Linked DNA regions of Mus musculus: region 1 is linked to region 2. Evidence: chromatin loops called from intact Hi-C (ENCODE). Cell type or tissue: heart. All regions are shown on one strand.

The links. A loop is a pair of places that touch in the nucleus more often than their neighbours do. Peaks named below come from ENCODE experiments on the same cell type or tissue, not always from the same donor. Only the 100,000 strongest peaks of a DNase experiment are listed, where the experiment ranks them.
Region 1: a loop joins it to region 2, with 2.1 times the contacts of the local background. A loop is called at or near these places in 9 of 42 quality-filtered maps.

The regions. Positions count from the first base shown.
Region 1 is chr3:41,164,144-41,172,143 of GRCm38, reverse strand. All of the region lies in intron 2 of Gm40038 (a long non-coding RNA gene), which reads left to right. Among named protein-coding and RNA genes, the nearest start is that of Gm40038, 5.3 kb to the left of the region's middle. In heart, a CTCF peak has its summit at 3,757 (motif pointing right); no DNase peak of the experiment used is centred here; H3K27ac peaks cover 2,256 bases.
Region 2 is chr3:41,037,682-41,045,681 of GRCm38, reverse strand. It overlaps a transcript of Larp1b not described here. Among named protein-coding and RNA genes, the nearest start is that of Gm42437, 15 kb to the right of the region's middle. In heart, a CTCF peak has its summit at 3,344 (motif pointing left); no DNase peak of the experiment used is centred here; H3K27ac peaks cover 501 bases.

The DNA.
Region 1 (8,000 bases), 130 kb before region 2:
AGAAGCCACATTTTTAAAAAAGGCTAATTGTAGTGACACATGCTTGTAATCCCAGCACTGGGAGGCAGAATCAGGAAGCTCCCTGGGCTCACTGGCCAACTGGTGAACTAAGGGCCAATGAGAGACTCTGTCTCAAAAACCAAGGCTGAGGAGATGCTGAGTCAGCAGAGTGCTTGCCTCCGAGGAGTGAGGTCCTGAGTGTAGATTCCAGACTTTATGTTTTAAAACAAATCCAGGAACAGTGGAACTGTCTTGTCATCTCAGTGATTCTGAGAGAGACGGGTGGGCCACTGGAAGCTCACTGGCCCCTGAGCTAACCTTTTCTTAAAAGATGAACTAACTGCTGTTCCTTTTGTGAGTATGAATGTTCACCTTTAGTATATGTATGTACCATGATGCCTAATGAGACCAAAGAGGGCATCAGAGAACCTGAGAATGGAGTTACAGACTGTTGTGAGCTACCATGTGGGTGCTGGGTGCTAAACCCGGGTCCCTGTATGAGCAGTAAGCACTCTTAACCTCTGGGCCGTCTTGCCAGCCCCAGGTCTATTCTTCCTGACTAAGCCCTTCTTGCACCAATGAGAAACCCTGTATCAAACAGAAATGCAGAGGGCGACTGTAAATAGCACCAGGGTTATCTGCTGACTTCCACATGACTGCACATATACAATCATGTGTACACACACACACACACAAGCTGAAGGTGGATGAAATTGTGCCCAAGGAACAATACCTGAGACTGGTTGTCCTCTGGTCTCCACACACATGTGCACATACATATCACACACATGTAAGTAAACACACGTGAACATATATAAACACAAAGTAAATATAATTATAATTCTAGCCAGGACATTTTAAATATTTTTGGCAGTAAAATAACCATAACTATTTTCTTTTCTAACAGGCCTCTCATATGTTAAATAAGATAACAGCACTGGCTAATATTACTGAATGCTTGTTCCAGGCCAGGCACTACGCCTAGGGCTTGGATTTAATTTACACAGACCTCCTATGAAATAACTCAGGCTAATACTTCCTGAGCTCTCACTACATAGCACAGTCTATTTTAAGCACCCTGCTCATCTAAACTGTAACAATATGTACTCATACTGAATAGTGAGTAACTCAGCCATCCAATAGTAATGCCCCAGGTTTGAAAATATGAGATGGACATTCAGAGAGGGTAAGTACATTATCTGTGGTCACACAGCCAGAAAAACGGGGGCCTTGCTGAGAATTCAGACCTGGGAATTCAGTCTCAAATTTCACTCTGGTGCTTATGATTGTGACCAGGGCTGGCACAGGATATTTGTATTAAAAGCTCCCAAATTCGGGCCAGGCACGAAGGTACGTGAGAGGCAGGTGGATCTCTGTGAGTTCAAGGCTTGGCTGGTCTATATAGTGAGTTCCTGGCCAAGCAGGGCTACACAGTGAGACATATTTTTATGAAGGGAAGACATGATATGCTGTAGCCAAATGCCCCACTATTCTGCTTTCTATTGCTGTGATAAACACAACGACCAGAAGCAACCTGAGGAGGAGAGGATTCGTTTCCATCTCAATGCCCAGATCACACTCCCTCATTGAGGGAAGCCGGGCCAGAGCGAAAACTGGAACTGAAGCACCGAAGCGGAGGACATGGAAGAGAGCTGCTTATTGGCTCTCTCTCTCTCTCTCTCTCCCTCTCTCTCTCTCTCTCTCTCTCACACACACACACACACACACACACACACACACACACCTTGCTCTCTTATATAACCCGGGACCACCTGCTAGGGTGGCACTGCCTACAGTGAGTTAGGCTTTCCCACATCAGTTATGGGACTTGCCCATAGGCCAATGTGATAGAGGTATCCTCTCAATTGAGGTTCCCTCTTTATAGGTCACTCCAGCTTGTTTCAAGTTGACAAAAAAATAAAATAAAATAAAATAAAATAAAATAAAATAAAATGAAATAAAAATAAAAAATTCACCAGTACACATGCAAAAAGCCCCAGAATATAACTGAGGGGAGGAGGATGTGGCCTGTGGGTTCTCCTCCTTGAGAGCATGTGGCTTTGTTGGAGGCCTACAGGATTAGGTAGGGGTGGGAGGAAAGAAGCGTGGAGGAGGCCTCAGCAAGAGAGAATGGAGTATGTTTGACAAAGAAAAACTACATTAGGTAGGATTCGAGCGAGATAAAATCAGACGTGAGAACCAAGAGAGGTCACGGAAGAGCTTGACAACTGCCTAAGAGTTGTTACAGGAGCCACAGGAAGCATCAGGTCTGGAAGAAGAAATGATGAAAGGAGATGGCAAAGATGCTCCATCACTGAGGGTGGGGAGACCAGAGAGACCAGAAGGCCCTGGAGGCACCCAGTTTTGACTGGGGTGCCGGGGGGCAGCTGACAAGAGAAAGGAAGGCTGAGGCAGACAGAATTGGTGAAAGACCCATGAACGGGGATGCAGACCTGCCCCACCCCGCACCTCACGCCTCTGATAATGACCAGCTAGTGCGAGTAGATGCCACAAATGTGTGTGCTAGATAAATGAGTAAGTAGTCTGGCTTCAGGCCCAGAGTCTTCACTCTGCGCATGAATGAAATCATCCTGAGCTCTGGGAAACTGCTCAGTTGACAGAGCTCTTCCCATGCGTGCACTTAACCCCAGCACCCGTGTAGAAAACACCACGCAGTGCTGTGTGTTTGCATACACCAGCTCTGGGGAGGCGGAGACGGGAGGGGCTCGCTGGTTCAGCCAACCTAGCCAATTGGTGAGACCCGGGACCCAGTAACAGACTGTCTCAAAAGACAAGGTGGATGGCTCCTGAGGGAGGGGAGGGTTGACCTCTGACCTCCATACACATATACATACATGTGCACCTGCACGTGTGCACACACACACAGATCTTGGAGTTTATATAAATTAACCAAATCTTGTGTGGCCTAACGAATCTAAACTAAGTCTTCAGATCTTGACAACTACCCTAGGCTTTCCCTTGCTCTAACATGCTGTTAATTTAAGAACCCTAATACCCACAAGAGGTGACATCAGTAGCAGAGATGGAGGTGTGAGGAGAGATTTCTGGGGTTCTTATTTAAGATTTAATTTGTATTTTGCATGGCAAAACTTGCAACTAGGAATCCTCTCTAAGCATTTTCAGTTTGAGACCAGCGTAAAAGTGAGAATTAATGACTAAACATAGATATATTTGAGAATAATAAACAAAATTATCACTGGAAGGCATATGAAACACATTTTTTGGTCATTACAATGCATAAAATGTTCCTAGTTTCTCATTATTGTAATGAAGCACACTGGGGCTGCAGGAGAATTGTTGACAGTGCACCGCACTTAGCCACAGCAGCTCGCCTTGCTGGAATGGCTTCACTTGCTCATGTCAGTCATTGACCTGCCTGCCTGCGTAGGCATTTGTGATCTGCTACACAGACCGAGTTATACTGCTGAAAAGCACTGCCACGCTTCAGGTGTGTCTTTGTGGGTCTTTTTATAGTAATTCAGAAACTTTTTGATCTGTTTTGTCAACTGTTGTCTCCAAAGGCAAAGGAAAGTTTTTTTTAAATTTCTCTGAGGGTTATAATTAAGCCCAAGCTGCAAAAAAAGCAAAAGAAGCTTTGGGTATTTCTGCCTCTTAAGTTCTTTTTTCTTTAGAACTCTTTTCGTTATTATTTTTATTTATTTTTATGTCAGGTGTATATGTGTTTTGCCTGCATGAATGTCTGTGCACCGCGTGCCTGCAATGCCAGAAGAGGCCAGGAGAGGGCATCAGATCCCCTGAACCTAGAGTTACAGATCCGTGTAAGGGCCCTGTGGGTGCTGGAAATTCAACCTGGATCCTCTGGAAGAGCAAGCCATTCTTAACTATCGAGCCATCTTTCCAGCCCCTCTTTAGACTTCTTAAATTCAAGTCAACATACCAAAGCCACCATCTGCTGTGGATGAAGCCAGACGTTGCTAAATTACTAATATTTATAATAATATCTTTGGGGGGGGGGGCATGTGATCTAGAAGACTCTTACACAGATCTCAATTCTACTTCCTGATCACTGAGTGCTTCATGCTGTTTTGTGGGAAAGAGTGTGGAATCCAAAAGTAAATGTATACAATAAAATACTATGGTATATAAATGCACTTAAACTGTACTTAAATGTAGGCATATGTCTGGAAAGAGACTCTGCTGATCTATAGTGACTAGTGAGGAGCTCTTACATAAGATCTGTGCCCACCCAGAGTCTGTGTGGCCTCATTCATGGCTGGGATGTTGGAGGTGCATATTGAGATATGCACATCCTAGATTGTCCAGATGGGCTCTCAGTGACTTGTCCCCTTATAAGAAGCAGAAAGAGGGAAGACACAAAACCAGAGGAAAAATGGAAAAGGGACAGGACAGAAACACCAGGAAGGCACCTGTGCAGACCTGGATGCAGAGACTGGAGTTATCCGTTTCAAGTCAGGGAAACCCACAGCCACCAAAAGCTAGAAGAGGCGGTGACAGAATCCCCACTATAGCCTTCAGGGCAAGCACCCCCCTACTGACACCTTGGTTTGGAGTTTCTGTGAGAACAAGTTTTCATTATTTTTAAGCCCACAGTTTGTGGTGATTTATCACAGCGTTCACAGGAGGTGACAGAGAATTCACTGAGTGTCTTTGTCAGTTTATTTCATCAGGGAGACAGAATGGTTGACAGAAGCAGCTTAAAGGAGACAGGCGTGTATGTGCTCTTGATTTCTGAATAAGTCACACCGTAGCACAAAAGCACCATGGCTCAGCCACTGTGTTTGCTCACACAGCAGAGGATCACAGAGCAAGGAAAGCCACATGGTCCACAAAAATCCTGCACACAGCAGTCCACTTCCGTCAGCCATTACACCGGCCCCAAAGGTTCCACAGCCTTCTAAAACAGCACTGCCAGCTAAATATCAAGTGTTCAAACGTGTGACCTCGCGAGGAGTGTGTCACATGGAGTTAAAGGGAGACTTTCATCTCATTGGCCATACTGGAAAAGGTCTCTCAATCTTGCCTTCGATGGCACAGCAATTCAAAGAGTCTCCTCTTATCTTCCAATGAGTTCAGTTTTGTTATTCACTTTGTGAATTAAAATCAAGACCTTATGTGTGATAGGCCTTCTGGGATGAGGGAAGGAATGGATTCATGTTGTACATGATCCCCCATTGGGTACATAAGATATGAACATATCAGTATATAGACAACTTTGACCTGCTGTTAGCTTGGGTGAGCTAAACCTCCCAATGCAGTCTCTAACCTAAAGCTGTAAGTGCTTGACATGCTAGACTCTGGTGGCCTCCGGCTTATTCTCTGTACTCTATCTAGTCTATGCCTAAATCCTAGAAATTGCCTTCATTGCCAAACCTCCTCCTCTACATCTGTCCTTGGTGAAGAATGATCTCCAATTCTTTATGCAAAGGCACAAAATTTAGGCTGGAGACAATTTTGAAAACATTTGTATAGGTATAAAAATGCCATATGGGGACTATCAAGATGGATCAGCAGGTAAGAGCACTGACTGATTTTCTGAAGGTCCTGAGTTCAAATCCCAGCAACCACATGGTGGCTTACAACCACTGGCACCCTCTTCAGGTGCATCTGGAGTCAGCTACAATGTACTTATGTATAATAATAAATAAATCTTTGGGCCGGAGCAAGCAGGGACTGAGCGAGCAGGGGACCTAAAAATTCAATTCCCAACAACCACATGAAGGTCTCAACCATTGGTACAGCTACAGTGTACTCACATACATAAAATAAATAAATCTTTTTTCAAAATATGCCATATTGACTACCGTATTTTTCCTGCTGCTGCAGCCCATCCTACCTCAGAACTTATAAACTTGCTGTTCATTGCTTGGCTAAGAGGGATCCCCTTCTCATCTAAAGCTAGACTCCCTCCCTGTGCCTGATTCATCTGCTTTATTTAGTTTCTAGAGCCCCCTTTCTCTACTCTCCCTCTCTCCCAGCATTCCTCAAAGAGGGTCCAACTGACTCACAGTTCACCTTCGGCTCAACCTCCAACTTCTCACAGCCCAGCTTCTTGGAAGCCATGGATGGTTATCTTGAGGGTTCCCACCTCTTCTTCACTGTCTAGCTCCTTAATAAGGTCACTTACATGACATGTGAATGCTTCTCCTCTTACCCAGAGACTCAGTGGCTTTCCATACTATTGAATTCCCTTTCCCTCTCTTCCCTGGTACTGAGGCCTGAAGGTGCCTCTCAGACACACACATGATGAACTCTTGACCCCCAACCTGATAGTGTCAGCAGGGGAGACCTTTCGGGGATGGCTATGTCATGAGGGTGCACCTGCTAATGGGAAATAAGAAACGGACGGTGTTCTCCCTCTGCCCTGTTCCCTGCTGGTGCAGACACAACAGGACACAGCTGCCATCTCAAAGCAAGATGACAGAGTCCTCACCTAAGGGCTTGGTCTTTGGTTGCTCAACTTCCAGAAATGGAAGAAAGTCTTGTTTTCGATCTGAGTCTGGGATGATTTACTATAGGAACCCAAGCAAAGGCACTGGGCCCCGTGAGTCACTTCAGTCTCCTAAAACTTCTTGTGCCATTTCTTCCCATCCTGTTTACTTACAGTTTGGCCCTTGTTCTTGTCCTTTACTCTCACCTGTGCAAAGTGTTTCAGAATTACCTCCAGCCTAAATTCTTTCCCTCGTGTGAATGCCCATCTCCACGCAAGCATGACAGCCTCAACACTAAACCGACCTTCTCATGTCCCTCATATATTCACAAGTCCCATCTCAGACAGTAGGGCTCCTGATTACCCCTTCATCCCCTCCATCCTCCTTCCTACATATTCTGATTCTTCTTCCTAAGCTCTTCTCATGCCAACTGCTCCCTCTCCAGATTACCAATACGTGCCTTAGTTCAGGCTCCACCAATTCCCCCAGACAACGGGCTCTTACCTATTCCCTTCCACCTTTGACTTTAATCTTTCCACACTGAACCTCCCTGTGGCAAGCAGAGGGACCTTCCTAAAATGAATACCATTCCTCTCCTTAAATGGGTGAGTGGCTCCTTGGGAACGAAGACCCACTTAGTGGGACCTGTCTAGCGATTTGACAGCTGGCTTCTGCTTACTGGTCCTCCCTAGTTTGCCCTTCTCTCTCCATGATAGCTGATACCCCTATTATCATGCTAAACAGCTTGCAGCCTGGTATGAAATGTATCTGCTTTCCCTCTCTGATCTCTCCGGTGATGGCATTAGGATTGAACTAGCTGTTCTCTACCAGAAAGAGCCCGTCCCATTCTTCGGCTCCCTAGTCAACTCATCTTTCATGAGTTCACGCCGTCCCTTGAACTGAACAGCTTCACCCCAGTCCCAATCTTGGGCCTCACACTCACCCTTAGGCATCCAGGCATTCTTTCTCTTCATCCCCTACATCATGCTTCTTTGTAACTGCTACCACATGTGTGTCCCTAAAGTCGCCGATGTGCATGCTCATAAGGTAAATCCTTTGTTTGTCCTCATGACTTCAGGGTCAGTCTGGCACTGTAAACCATGTTGACAGAAATCTCCTAACACCTGCTCATCAAAGGATCAGGTCTAGCAGTTCCTAGGGAAAAGGGACATTGTCCACCCATATTCATTATACCAAGAGGGACATATTCTTTCCCAATTGGAGAATCCCATGGATGGGATGATAACTAGTGGGTGGGTGTGCGTGGGGGGGGGTGGAGTGTAGAATGTATGAACACTTGGACACAGGGAGAAAACTGATGTAATGAGACAGAAGAGCAAGGGGTGTATACAGACAGGTATTTCAGATGCGCTCCAACCACAGGGTCATATAGGAATATAAATAAGGCTGTGTGAATTGTTTACTATATCAGCTATAACAAATAAAAATGTATTCCATGCCTGAAATCCACAAAATATCTGTTATTTGACAGTTAAGGAAGCCAGAACTCAGACACTGTGCTCCATGGACTATGGCAAGTCTATCTCTCTGAAGACTCTGGTGAATTTA
Region 2 (8,000 bases):
TCTGTAGCCAGGTTCTGGTTTGAGGATACTCCAAAGACAGAATCACAAGTGTGTCACACAAAACTTACAATAAAAGACCCAAACTGTTGCTATTGCACACAGCAGCCAAACTCGAGTCTTGTGAATGCTCCCCTGGAAAGATTTCCGCAGGCACACTGCTATCCCCATGCCACTTGTTTGCCCTCTCCACCCCTGCTGTTTTAGAGGTCATGGTGCTGCTTAGAAGACTTCATACATTCCCTTTCCACGGTTTAAGAATTTAATCCCAGCACTTGGGAGGCAGAGGCAGGCGGCTTTCTGAGTTCTAGGCCAGCCTGGTCTACAAAGTGAGTTCCAGGACAGCCAGGGCTATACAGAGAAACCCTCTCAGAAAAAAAAAAAAAAAAAAAAAAAGAATTTATACAAGATATGTCATGTACATGGCACATGGATTTCAGGTGTTCTCTTTCTTCCTTTTCTCTTCATACTTTGTGGGAAACAGCTGTGGCCAGAAGAGACAGCATTTCTGGCCCTTACTTGTGGTGGTCAACTATGACAAGAAACTAAGTTTTGCCTGGACCATATCTCCCCTGATAATTCTTCTCCCTCAGAACACCTTGAATGTGACTACCTGAGCTGGTACTTGCATGATTTAGGCACGAGTAGTTCAAACCCAGGTAAGATGGGAGAACAAAATGCTTCAGAAACAGCCACTAAAAATTGTTTCTAGGAAACTGATATTCTAAAGCGAAGATGCTGCCCATGTAGTACGGCAAGTTTGTATTTTATGTAATCTATGAACATTGAGAAGACTTGAGGAAATCGTGGTGATGCATGCTTATAAGGCCAACATTCAGGAAGTCGAGGCAGGAGGATCAGAAGTTCAGGGTCAGCTCAGCTAATAGTAAGTTCAAGGCCAATTAGTTCAAGTTAGGCTGCACGAGACCCTAACTCAAGAGAGAAAAGACAATTCTTTCTTCTAGCGAACTACAGAGCACATGGGACTTTACCTGGGCCTCCTTAAGGACTCTACCATAATTTTGAACATTAACACCAGCAAGGCTTATGAAAAAGTACAATGGGAATGAAGCAGGCTAGGGCTGGTCCTGACTCAGTCAGGGTGTCTGTTGATCGGTTTCAGCCTAAGTAGAGGAAAAGGTGGGTACATGCTGACCTCTGTAAACCTGATTTACAGAGGATAAAAAGACAACTTCTGTGCTGGAAACCAGCTACTGTTGAAGTTGTTGTAAAAGTTGTAGAAGTTATCGATGAATTCCTGGGGCAAATTATCAAATGCGAACAAAAATACGAGTTCTGTAAAGCAGGGAAAGTCCAGCCTGGAATGTGTGGAGCCCCAGCTGGACGGGAGAGGCCACAGCTGGATGGGAGAGGCCCCAGCAAGGCAGTCTCATGTCCAGCTCCTGGAGGGTCACAGCAAGGCAGAATAGCTGCCAGGCACGGAGAGTGGCAATGTTTCAGATCCATAACGCAGGACCTACACTTCCTGGAACTTACCCTGGTCGACTGTTCAGCCCTGCTTCTGATAAGCAAGTGGACCTTCCACAAACAAGACAGGAAAAACAGTCCTACCTTATCTGTAGGCAAGTACAGTACAAAGAGCCGGGGCTTTAAGTTTCTTGATTCCACAGAACACTCCAATGAGCATTTGTAACTCCCTAGAGGAAGGGAGCCTTGGCCAGTGAGCGCTTAGTCTCAACAGCTGTATACATGGGACTCCCCATCTCACGTGCTCTGTCAATTGCTCTGCTTGGGTTCTGGCAACACCCCGAGATATGCAGGACTTTGTAGATGAAGGACAGTCACTTAGCACGAGGCGCCTGAACTCCACAGATGAGCAGTTTCACAATGGCAGCTGCTAGCGTCTTACCTTCAAACTGCAGTAGTCTGCTAATTTTTGTGGAGTGTTCTCAAAGTCCATACCTTAGATTATACTTAGGGACAGGCAACTGTAAACCAATTTAGACATTAACCATTACAGGTCTGAGATATCTACGTTTTAATAAAAATCAAATACCTTTTAAAACACTATGGGTGTGTGTGTGTGTGTGTGTGTGTGCGCGTGCATGAGTGTTTGGGGGTGGGTGCTGTGGCTATGCAGAGGCTGCACTGGTTAGATTCAAGTCCAGCTTATTCTATACAATGAGGCCCTGTCTCAAACAAACAAAACAACCATTTTGAAAAACAGATTGTCCATAGCCTCAGAATCACCTGGAAAAATCAAAACGCAATGGCACGTTCTGGCTTAGAACTTACTGCAGCAATATGTGTTGTTAGAAAGCATTCTATCAGCCAACTCTTTCTTCATTGGCCAAGAGAAAAGAAGTTATTGGAAGCAGGGCTGCTGATGTAGGGAAGAGTAGAGGATTCATTTGCCTAGAGAGAGAGGCTCTGGATCAATCCTTGATACCATATTTAAAAAAAAAATTAAAAGCCAAACTGGCAAACAGTAAAAGGCTACAGATGATTCTTTTTAAAAAGTATTTTATTCTTATTACTGTGCACATGTGTGCAGGTAACCACAGAAGCCAGAGCTGGAGATCCAAGCAGCCGTGAAATGCCTGATGTGGGGTCTGAAGGACTCAAACTGTTTATCTGTTCGCGTAGCTTCCACTCCCAACCAGTCATCCGCAGGCCAGCATGGTTCTTAATTAAGCCTGAAACAAATTCTTCATACCTTAATGCCAGAAAAAATATTATTTCTGAATAGTCTGTTATAAAAATGGTCATTTTTGGTTTATCTTTTTTTTTGGGGGGGGGGGGGGTGGAGAGTCTATTCTTTTCTAACCATTATGTCCCAGAGGACTTATCTAAGTCCTAGACATGTCTGCATCAGAAGCCACTAATTGGACAAAATACAGTCTTACCAATGAGCACTTGGCCTTGATTTCCTGCTTCAGGATTGTAGCCCTAGTAGCCTTCACCTGCCTAGCTGCCTAGCTGTGCGATAATGCGATACATGTCATAAGAGAATGCTTTACTATTAGGTTCCTCATGTCCCGGGCAGGACCTCTTTTCCAATGATTTAACTATATAATCTGTGTTGGCCAGGCATGTAAACAAAAATTTAATGTTTTCTCTATCATCCAATGAAATAGCTCAGTCTAATTTACTAATAACAGGGATATATGTATGAATATTAGTAATTCAAGCCATTGATATAATTTTATATCACCACAAGATGGAGTAAGAGTTCAACACACACACACCAAACACACACACACACACACACACACACACACACACACACACACAGACACACACTCCTATGTCACAAGTCCATAGCTCTGACATGTCCTATTCTGCCATCTAGTGGTTATACAATTGGCTATTATTCTACTGGATCTGTCTCCCATGAAAGAATAGAATAACTGAGTTTCTAGGGCCTAAGGAATTAGTTGCAGGAAAAGATGGAGCACACACAAAAAGTGGTAACATCACAGCATGACAGCAAGAGGCTAAGAAAATGCCAGAAATGCCGAGGTGTCAGCTCTCAAAACAAGTTCAGAAAAATCAAAATCAAAGCTACACCAGACACGGTGGTCCACAGTGATCATATCAGTAGAGGAAGATCAGGAGGCAAAGATCAGGAGGCAAGGCCGTCTTCAGCTACACAACCTGCTGGACCCCACGCCTGTCCCAGGAAAGGAAGGGCAGGATCTCCAGGGACTTAAATTGTGGATCTGATCACTTAAGATTCATAGTCAGTTTATAGTATTTTCTTTTCATCAAACGCCAATTTCTTTACTGCTAAAGTTTTACATTTAGAATTAAGGGGGGCATAATTTTTAACTTTTATCAAAAAAATGTACTTGGGGCTGGAGAGATGGCTCAGCAGTTAAGAACACTGGCTGCTCTTCCAGAGAACCTGGGTTCAATTCCCAGCAACCACATGGCACCTCACAACCATCTGTAACTCCAGTTTCAGGGATCTGCCATCTTCAGACATACTTGCAGGCAAAACACCAAAGAGCAGAAAATAAAAATAAATAAATGGCTTAAAAATGTACTTAAACATAAGATCAGACAGCACGGGGTCAATATTGTTGGTGAGGTAAATGCCAAATAAATTAATCAATGAATATAAACATTCCCCCTAAGGACAAGAAGAGACACGACCAAGCAATCTACAAAGAATACAATCAACAGACAGAGCAAGTTCTCACTCAGTAACCTGAGCAAGATGGCAATAGGCCAGCAAGACAGTTCACAAAGTAAAGGCCCTGCCAGCCAACCCCGATGACCTGAGTTCAATCCCCCCGACCCACACTGTGAGGACAAGTGCCTTCTGCGAGTTGTCCTTTGACCTCCACGTGTTCACTGTGGCATGTGTCCCAAAAGTGTAAAAAATGATTACAGGACAAGAAGATGAAAACAATCCAAACCCCCCCCCCCATTTTAATGGAGAGGAAAACTTGTAACTGCTGCTCACAAGGATGGAAGGAAGCACATACCACTGAGCCCCGATATCCAGCTGACACTTTGAATGTAAACCTCTGGAGATGGGACACTGTGTAACTAATGAAGGTTACCATATAAAAATGTAACAGTCATTACAAGGCAACAGCTCTGAGTAAAAACCAGCACTTTAAAATTCCGTATGTGTAGCATAATACCAATTTTGTTTCTTTCTTTAAAAAAAAAAGGTTATTTTCTTTTTCGAGCTTTTCTGAATTTCTCAAAGTACATGTATATGCAAAATAAACTATGTATTATAAACTGACTGCACCTCCATAGATAATAATACATCATTACCTGAACAAAATTACTGGCTTAGAAAACCCCCACTTACGTCTACAAGACCGCAGCTTGTTTGGCACCCTTCCCCCCCTTTTTTTTTGGGGGGGGATACTTAAAGTTGCTTTCTAAAGTTAAAACTTCAAAACTGTCACATTAGTAGACATTATAAACTGTGTTATTAGTATGCATGACAACCTAATGAAAAATTGTTTATGAATCAACAACCCTTTCTCAAAAGATTGGCTATCTCTGTCTTTTTCCTTATGTTTTCCTTCCTTTCCTGCTTCTCTCCCGTTCTCCCACTTTCCCTTTTCTGTTAGGGATGCAGTCCGGGCCTCACAGTGCTATGCAAGCTTTTGCTTCAGCGACATCACTGTATCTATGTACTTTAGGTTTATTTTTCCCCCAGTGGTGAGGATTGAACTCAGGGCCTGATAAATGCCTGGTAAGTGCTCTTCCACTGAGTTACATCCTCAGGAAATATTTTAATATGTAACTTATAAGAACAAGATAACCTCTCCAGTCTCCTCAAAAAAGACGATAATCAATGCCGTCATTGAGACTGGGTATTTCTGCTCGTGCGATAAAGTACTTCTGAATCATGCTGTGCTCAGTACAAATGAACCTACGAACTTCGTCACTGGAACTTCATTAATGAAACATAATGACAACTGAGCCTAGTAGAATTCAAACACGACAGCATTGTGAATAGAGCATGAATAAAGTTTAAAAGTTGATTCAGATGATTCAAAATAATTTATTTTTTAAATTCCACAAAACTAAAACTATTATTTATTTACATCAGTTACAATAGCACTAAGAATTAAAAATCAATTTATTACATCACTTGAAAACAATTATGAGTATAGGACAAGACAAAGAGAAACGAAATGGAAACACTAGGTGACCAGTGTGTGACTGAAACACCCACATGCACATGTAAACAGCAAGCACATTCAAAACAAATTCATTTATTTACACAACTATTCCAGTAAAACGCAGTTTTCAAGCATACGTGCAAGCTTCTGTAGAATCCATCGGCCTGAGTATACACACCCAGCTTATGCCAGTTCAGAAAGTTCCACATCTACACAGCAGCTGCAACTGCCTCTGACTTGGGAAAAGCAGTGTCCAGACCCACAGGCCTCACTACAGCTACAGTCTGCTATGCATTCCTTTGTTGTGTGTGTGTGTGTGTGTGTGTGTGTGTATGAGAGAGAGAGAGAGAGAGAGAGAGAGAGAGAGAGAGAGAGAGAAGGGAAGAAGGGAATAAAGAAAGGAAGAAAGAAAAAGAAACTTTCCTTCTAATTATGTATATACAAGAATAAAATAAATGTATGTTTCATCTCCATTTCTGAAGTTAAGACCTATATACATAACCTTCCCTTGCTTTTTGATATGTTCAAACATGGATTGACAGGGAGACAACTGACTGAGAGTTATACAGAAGAGATGAATACAATACACTGTATCTCCTGTAAGAGGGATGAGCTGAAATGTCAGGTATTCCATGTGCCGCAACATGTGTGTTTAAGCGTAATAAATAAAGCAATTTTGTTCTTGTAAACAGTCAAGAAAGCGTGATGGCAAAGACGCCATGGGATCCCCTGACGTCAAGCAGACCTTGTTTGTAGAATCAGGGAAAACATGTGGAGTTCATGTTGCTAGGGAAAAAAAAGACTACAATTTTTTTCCTTTTTGTTTTTCTGATTATCACAATTAAACATCAGAAGATCTATCCACATACACATTGAAGCCAATGTTGATTTCAAGAATACACGACGTTTGTGTACGTATCTACTTCCCTGGTACTTCAACCCTAGAGGCCAAGGCGGCACTGTCACTGTGAGTTGTCACTGGGCTCCTGTGGATTTCCCCTGGACACCGTCCTTGGGACTGCAGTTCCCTGCAGATGCAGGCTCAGCAGCACTTGGTGGAGGAAGTGTATGGTGAATCCTCTCCTCCCCAGAAGTAGATGAATGTCTTTGTCTTCCAAATTCCTCACTAGAAGGGAGCTGCAAGGCACGAAAGACAGCAGAGCAGACATTTTCACTACTCCCCTCTGCGTCTAAGCCAGACTTTCTAACCAGGGCATCCCCATTGGTGCTTAGAGACTCTAGCAGGATAATACATTCTTACAGCAACTCACAGGAGTACATTTACATTTCCTCGGCACACTGGGGCTAGCTTGTTCAGTCAGCACAAACCTAAGAAGCTTCCCCTATGTCTCTGGCCAGGCTATGATCAGGGTGCAATACAGAGCCCTTCCTCTAAGAAAATGGTTCAATGAGGCCACTTCTTCACTGGTCTTCCTTTAGCTTCTTGGATGCATTTCCATTCTAGTCCCTTCCTCACCACCAAGCTCCTGTTGTAGGCTTCTCCAGTGTCCGATGGCTAAACAACAGCTGAATGGAACCAGAAAGGGGGAAAAGATGCCAGGTCAAACAGCCCACGGCCGGTGTGACATTTCACTCAGGATTCCTGTGCTGTAGTGACTAGACAGTATTATTGAGGATATGAAAGTTAAATCCATTTATAATGCAAGCAGGAATTGAAAATGTCTGCTTTGGAGTCTGTTTCAGTTTTGCAGTTATAAATCTAACTGTATATAGTTAGACTAATATTCTTTAATCTGAAAAATAAATTAAAATAATAACCATCTTCCCCTCTCCTCTGCTGTATTTAGAACTGAGGGTCTATGTTTGTGGCAAGCATAACATCTTTTCTACTTTTTAGGGTTCCCCTCTCCTCACTTCCCTTTTTTGTAGTTATTTTCTTGATTTAACCTTTTGGTTTCCACTTGAAATCAAACCAATTAAAGTACCCACCACTTAATAACAGTCTTGCATTACTTTTTGATGCCAGGGACCCATCGGACCCAGAGCAACATGCACACTAGGCTTAGCCCTGACTCTAAATTTATTTTGAAGAACCTCCAAATGCATATATCATTCACACACTATATAAAAAGCTATATGGATAAAAGCACATTAAAAAGTAGAGAATTGCTGCACTCTAGAGGCAGAGGCAGGTGGATATTTGTGAGTTCAAAGCCAGCCTGGCCTGCAGAGAGCAAACTCTAGGACTGGCTGCACAAAGAAAACCCTGTCTTGAAAAACAAAAACAAAACAAAACAACAACAGAGCAAATAAAAAAGAGAGGGGAGGAAGAAGAGGACAGGGAGGAGGGGGAGGAAAGGGAAGAGGAAAAGGGGGGAGGAGGGGGAGGAGGGAGAAGGAGGGGGAGGAAGGAGAAGGAAGAGG